2 separate regions of the Homo sapiens genome follow, and region 1 is linked to region 2. A link is a contact called in ENCODE Hi-C or POLR2A ChIA-PET data. All regions are on one chromosome and are shown on one strand. Each heading gives the region's core, a stretch centred on a gene start or an enhancer-like site at or near the end of the contact. The rest is flanking DNA. Distances are from core to core; before and after follow the strand shown.

Region 1 (3,090 bases), core at 278-2,777, 4.0 Mb after region 2:
ACTCCAGCCTGGGCAACAAGAGTGAAACTCCATCTCAAAAAAAAAAAAGAAAATGAAACCAGGTAGTGTAGCTCCACTCCTACAAGTGCAAAGTGGATGACCTATGTAGGAGATTATTCAGTGCAACCTTATATCTGATCTTGCTGAGCTTCAGGTAAAAGCTCAGAAGTGGTAATGCCATGAGGTGGGGGCAGGGAGCAGGTTCACCTAATCAAGCCAGAAAGCAAGGCAAGTTACTAGAGATGAAATGGAAGTACTTTTTCCATAGTGTTCCTGGGAAGGGCAAGGAAGGGAACCTGACATTTATTGAGCATTTGAGTTCTATAATAAGGACTAAAAATTTCATATGATTTAGGATATACAGCTCTCGTGGAGACAGCCTGAATAAAAGTCTTTTGAAGAACACCCCAAGGTAAAGGGGTGTTGACTCATTTTCCAGGATCTGCAGACTGTGACCCAGGAAACCCTTTGCCATGCCTCACCAAATGTTGATGCATCTCTTCCACACTTGCTCCCGGTGATGGATGAAGGCAGTTCTTGTGCCATGGTCCAGCCTTCCAGGGGTCTTTAGGGGATCCTTTGTCAGTTGTAGGACAGGAAGATTGATCCACTATAGCACAAAAGTGAGGAGTGTGACGGTGATTCAGTCTCTTCCCAAATCTTTAATTCCGTGCCATCTCCAACCCACCGCTGGGCTAAGTATAAGAGATTCCAGAGGTCTGTTTCCCATTTCCACAAAGCTAACACTTGTGAGAATGGGAAACAAGTCTTAGCTCCCGTATCTGTGCAACTAGAATAATATTTCATAGGGTTGCTGTGATTATGAAACCATATGACATTTTTAGAAAACACCTGACTCAGCCTCTTTCTTACATAGCAAACGCTCAATAAATGTCAGTTTCCCTTCCTTGTCCTTCCCAGGAACACCATGGAAAAAAGTTCCATGTTGTATCCTTCTGATCCTCCCCAGATACTGTCCCCAACTTTTAGATAGTTCTCCCGCATCCTCACACTCCCTAGATTCTCCCTCATTCTCTCCATTCCCTCTAGGCCTCCTCCACAGCTCCTTAACCGTTCCCCCGTTATACTCCAATCCCAGTCCTAAAACAGATTCCAGCCCTTCTAGCCTCCTGCCGGGGCCAAGCTGTTTCCACTCCGCCAGACTCTGTGACCCTGCCCCTGTCACACTGCCTCCTTTCCCCAGTAGTCCCCGACTCCGCCCCCATGCCTGTAGGTCCCCTCCCTCCTCGCCCTGGCCACCTGGCCCCGGAAGTCGGGGGGCGGGCTCTCATAGCTACTGCCCGTCACCAGCTCGTTATTGTGCTCATATAGGGTGACTTGACCCCGAGGCGGTGGAGGAGGGAACAACCCCAGAGAGCACATCTTGCCGGTTCGCAGGACGTCTGCAGTCGGCAAACTCCTGGCCGGAACGGCACAGACCGCACTCCCGCAACTCGGTTCCCGGGCTAGATTCGTATGCGGACGGGTACCGCAAGGGACAAACGGCGAGGCGGAACTCAACGGAAGTGAAGAAAAGACTAACGGGAAAGAAGGACGAGTACGCGGTCCCGGGACAGACCTCCAAAGCTTCTTCCTGCGCCCCCTGGCGGCCGGAGGGGGAGCAGCGCGGACACGTCCCCCGGCCAACCGTTGGTTACCAGGCTGGAGTGGGGTTTTTTTCTGTTGTTTTCCATGAGACTACTGTTTTTCCCAGCTCCGAATTCCCGAACACCTTCTCCCACTCACTATCTTAGCGCTTAGAAAGCCCGAAATAAGCCACATTCAGGGAAGTACCAAATTAATCCTCCCAGGCCTGTGGATCACCCAGAGGAAAATACAGGCTATGTCACAGGCAGCTGGCTGGAAAGCTGAGGGAAAAGCCTCAGAGAGGAGGAACAGTGCTGCACCCACACGGTTAGGCGTCCTGGAAAGGGAGGTGGGGACGGTTGGAAAACTAACATTTCCTGCCAGGCGCGGTGGCTCACGCCTGTAATCCCAGCACTTTGGGAGGTCGAGGTGGGTGGATCATCTGAAAGGAGTTCGCAGACTAGCCTGGCCAACATGCTGAAAACCCCATCTATACTAAAAATACAAAAATTAGTCGGGCGTGGTGGCGGGCACCTGTAATCCCAGCTAATCGGGAGGCTGAGGCAGGAGAATCTCTTGAACTCCGGAGGGGGAGGTTGCAGTGAGCCAAGATCGCACCATTGCACTCCAGCCTGGGTAACAAGAGGGAAACTTCGTCTCAAAAAGGAAAACTTTATTTTATTTTATTTTTTTGAGAGACAGGGTCTCGCTCTATTGCCCAGGATGAAGGCAGTGGTGCTATCTCAGCTCACTGCAACCTCTGCCTCCCCGGTTCAAGCGATTATCCTGCCTCAACCTCTGGAGTAGCTGGGATTACAGGCATGCTTCACCACGCCCAGCTAAGTTTGTATTTTTAGTAGAGACGAGGTTTTACCATGTTGGCCAGGCTGGTCTCAAACTCCTGACCTCAAGTGATCTGCCTGCTTTGGCCTCCCAAATTGCTGGGATTACAGGCCTGAGCCACCTTGCCGGGCTGCAAAACTATTTCCTGAGCACTTGTTACGATAAGTGCTTTTATAATCTTTACAACCCCATAAGGTGGGTGCTGTTCTGTCACCATGAGGAAAGTGAGTCACAGAGAGATTGGACCTAGATACACCCAAACCAGTTATTCTCACTTAAGAATAAAAGTAAGGCTGGGTGTGGTAGCTCACACCTGTAATCCCAGCACTTTGGGAGGCCGAGGCTGATCTCTTGAGCCCAGGAGTTCAAGACCAGCTTGGGCAAAATAGCAAGACCCTGTATCTACAAAAAATTCAAAAGTTAGCCAGCGTGGTGGTGGCAAGCGTCTTTAGTCCAGCTACTCAGAAGGCTGAGATAGGAGAATCCAGACTACAATGATCCAAGATAGCACCACTGCACTCCAGCCTGGGTCAAAGAGCGAGACCCTGTCAAGCAAGCCAGAGAGAAAGAGCCGGGCGCGGTGGCTCACGCCTGTAATCCCAGCACTTTGGGAAGCTGAGGTGGGCTGATCCCCTGAGGTCGGGATTTCGAGACCAGCCT
Region 2 (3,118 bases), core at 123-2,622:
TGGCTACGCGGGCCTCCGCGGGAGCGCGACCGGGCCAATCAAGAGCTTGGCGTATTTTACAAACTGAGAAAGTAGCTCCAGCAGCACCCGAGAGGGTCAGGAGAAAAGCGGAGGAAGCTGGGTAGGCCCTGAGGGGCCTCGGTAAGGTAAGGCACGGGGGTCTTGAAGGGAACGAAGGCTGCTGGGTTCATAGGGAGGAGGGCAGTTTGGGGCCCGAGGGCGAAAGAGTAGGCTCGGGGTGTCTGGAGATAGCACCCATAAGAGCGGTCTTGCAGGCGCCGGGGGCTTGTGGGCGCGTGGATTAGGGCGGAGGTATCAGGGATGGCAGGACAGGTGCCCCGAGAACTGGTTGATCTTTGATCTTAGATTCTGCCTGCCTTCTTCCCCGTCTCAATTGTAGCCATCATGACCACCCGGCAAGCCACGAAGGATCCCCTCCTCCGGGGTGTATCTCCTACCCCTAGCAAGATTCCGGTACGCTCTCAGAAACGCACGCCTTTCCCCACTGTTACATCGTGCGCCGTGGACCAGGAGAACCAAGATCCAAGGGTAAGAGGGGCCTAATGGGGGAAGACAGTAGTCACACCAGTAATGCACCCCAACACTAAACCTCACCTTTTTGTCCCCGCTCCCTCCCCTAGAGATGGGTGCAGAAACCACCGCTCAATATTCAACGCCCCCTCGTTGATTCAGCAGGCCCCAGGCCGAAAGCCAGGCACCAGGCAGAGACATCACAAAGATTGGTGGGGATCAGTCAGCCTCGGAACCCCTTGGAAGAGCTCAGGCCTAGCCCTAGGGGTCAAAATGTGGGGCCTGGGCCCCCTGCCCAGACAGGTACCTGTTGGAGCCATGGTAACACGGCCTCCATGGCTGAGTAGGGGACTAGGAAGGGTAAAAGTGGGGTTTTGGGGTTTTGCACTCACTCCTGCTGTCTCCTACTTACTGTGATAGTCCTGGTCCCAGCTCCTGGAAAGCTCTTTGCTCTTAGAAGATCTCCCTTTCCTCCAGCAAAATGTCATCTCGCCAGGTGCCATGGCTTGTACCTGTAATCACAGCTACTCAGGAGGCTGAAGCAGGAGGATCACTGGAGGCCAGGAGTTGGAGACCAGCCTGGATGACAGAGGGAGATCCCATCTCTTTAAAAAATAAATAAATAAATAAATAATAAATATCACTTCTTCTGAAGCCTTTTCCAGTTCCCCATGTCACAATCAGTTGCTCTGTGTTCTCCTAATACTTTGCAGCACTTCTTTTATAACATGTATATACCTTGGCTTGAGTCTGTTACCTGTCTATAGTTTGATGATAGCCTCTTGAGGATAGGGGCTTTGTCTTATTCTTATGGGACCCCAGTGCTTAGAATAGTGTCTTATGTAACATTCTATGAACATTTGGTGACCAGGTGTGGTGGCTCACGCCTGTAATTCCAACACTCCTCCGAGGCAGGAGGATCATTTGAGCTCAGGAGTTTGAGACCAGCCTAGGCAACATAGTGAGACCCCATCTCTTTTTCTCTTTTTTTTTTTCTTTTCTTTTTTTTTTGTGGAGACAGAGTCTTACTCTATCCCTCAGGCTAGAGTACAGTGGCATGATCTCGGCTCACTGCAACATCCACCTCCCAGGTTCAAGCGATTCTCATGCCTCACCCCGAGTACCTGGGATTACCAGCACCTGCCACCACACCCAGCTAATTTTTGTTTTCTTTCTTTTTTTTTTTTTTTTTTTTGAGACAGAGTCTCACTCTGTCACTAAGCTGGAGTGCAGTGGCACGATCTTGGCTCATTGCAACCTCCACCTCCCAGGTTCAAGTGATTCTCCAGCCTCAGCCTCCTGAGTAGCTGGTACTACAGGCGCGCGCCACCAGGTCCAGCTAATTTTTTTTTGTTTTTGTTTTTTGTAGAGATGGGGTTTTACCATGTTGGCCAGGCTGGTCTCAAACTCCTGACCTCAGGTGATCCACCTGCCTCAGCCTCCCAAAGTGCTGGGATTACAGGAGTGAGCTACCGCACCCAGCCAATTTTTGTATTTTTTTAGTGGAGACAGGGTTTTGCTATGTTGGCCGGGTTGGTCTCAAACTCCTGACCACAGGTGATCCACCCGCCTCGGCCTCCCAAAGTGCTGGGATTACAGGCATGAGCCACTGCACCCAGCCATCTATTTCTTAAAAAAAAAAAAAAAAATAAGCCAAATTCAATTGAATGAGTCTCTTGCTCACCTTGTACCTCAAAGTTCCTATGCTAGGGGCCCTATCCCCCTCAGCCTTCCCCCTTCCTTTTCCTTCTCCTCTTTCCTTGCAGAGGCTCCAGGGACCATAGAGTTTGTGGCTGACCCTGCAGCCCTGGCCACCATCCTGTCAGGTGAGGGTGTGAAGAGCTGTCACCTGGGGCGCCAGCCTAGTCTGGCTAAAAGAGTACTGGTTCGAGGAAGTCAGGGAGGCACCACCCAGAGGGTCCAGGTAATGAAACAGGATGTGAGGAGACCAGGCTAGGGGGCACTGAGGGGGGCATCCTGAGCAGTGCTGACAGCCTCTGTTGGTGTCCCAGGGTGTTCGGGCCTCTGCATATTTGGCCCCCAGAACCCCCACCCACCGACTGGACCCTGCCAGGGCTTCCTGCTTCTCTAGGCTGGAGGGACCAGGACCTCGAGGCCGGACATTGTGCCCCCAGAGGCTACAGGCTCTGGTGAGTGCCCTTGAGGGGCTGATAGTCGGTGCTTCTGGGAGCTCCTTCCAGGGACAAAGCTGGGCTCTGGGAGAAGAGGTACCTCATGATGAGGCAAGGGATCCTACTGGGGGAGATGGGGTTGGTGGTGAGGCCTGAGGGTTTGGGGTCCACCTCTGATTCCGTTTTCATCTCTTGCTCCTGTGGATCAGATTTCACCTTCAGGACCTTCCTTTCACCCTTCCACTCGCCCCAGTTTCCAGGAGCTAAGAAGGGAGACAGCTGGCAGCAGCCGGTGAGAAAGGAGAGGGTGTGGGAGAAGGTCATCTGGAAAAGAATGAACCAGTGTCTGATACAGGAGTCCCCCAGAGTTGGGGCCTTCCAGGAGCTTTAGGACTCCCCACCAACTCAGGAGGGGAAGCAAGAAACCTGTGATTACCCGGGATGAGCCCTTGGGA

The links. A loop is a pair of places that touch in the nucleus more often than their neighbours do. ChIA-PET counts read pairs that join two places held with the same protein, here RNA polymerase II (POLR2A).
Region 1: a map of CD8-positive, alpha-beta T cell shows a loop between it and region 2 (8-fold over the local background). The contact joins the promoter of AAAS here to the promoter of TROAP-AS1 in region 2. A Hi-C loop is called at or near these places in 1 of 168 maps with a recorded cell type or tissue (CD8-positive, alpha-beta T cell). POLR2A ChIA-PET finds 5 or more read pairs at or near these places in 1 of 52 experiments (activated CD4-positive, alpha-beta T cell).

Annotation. Positions count from the first base shown.
Region 1 is chr12:53,320,083-53,323,172 of GRCh38, forward strand. It overlaps AAAS (aladin WD repeat nucleoporin), which reads right to left and starts at 1,528. Exons shown (of 16, transcript NM_015665.6): 1 at 1,261-1,528; 2 at 483-610. The coding sequence starts at 1,383. RefSeq lists enhancers at 67-156, 1,375-1,564, 1,645-1,694.
Region 2 is chr12:49,323,204-49,326,321 of GRCh38, forward strand. It overlaps TROAP-AS1 (TROAP and PRPH antisense RNA 1), which reads right to left and starts at 1,373. Exons shown (of 8, transcript NR_120449.1): 1 at 1,289-1,373; 2 at 944-1,136. TROAP (trophinin associated protein) reads left to right here and starts at 52. Exons shown (of 15, transcript NM_005480.4): 1 at 52-146; 2 at 401-549; 3 at 642-834; 4 at 2,298-2,455; 5 at 2,544-2,681; 6 at 2,873-2,955. The coding sequence starts at 406. RefSeq lists an enhancer at 126-275.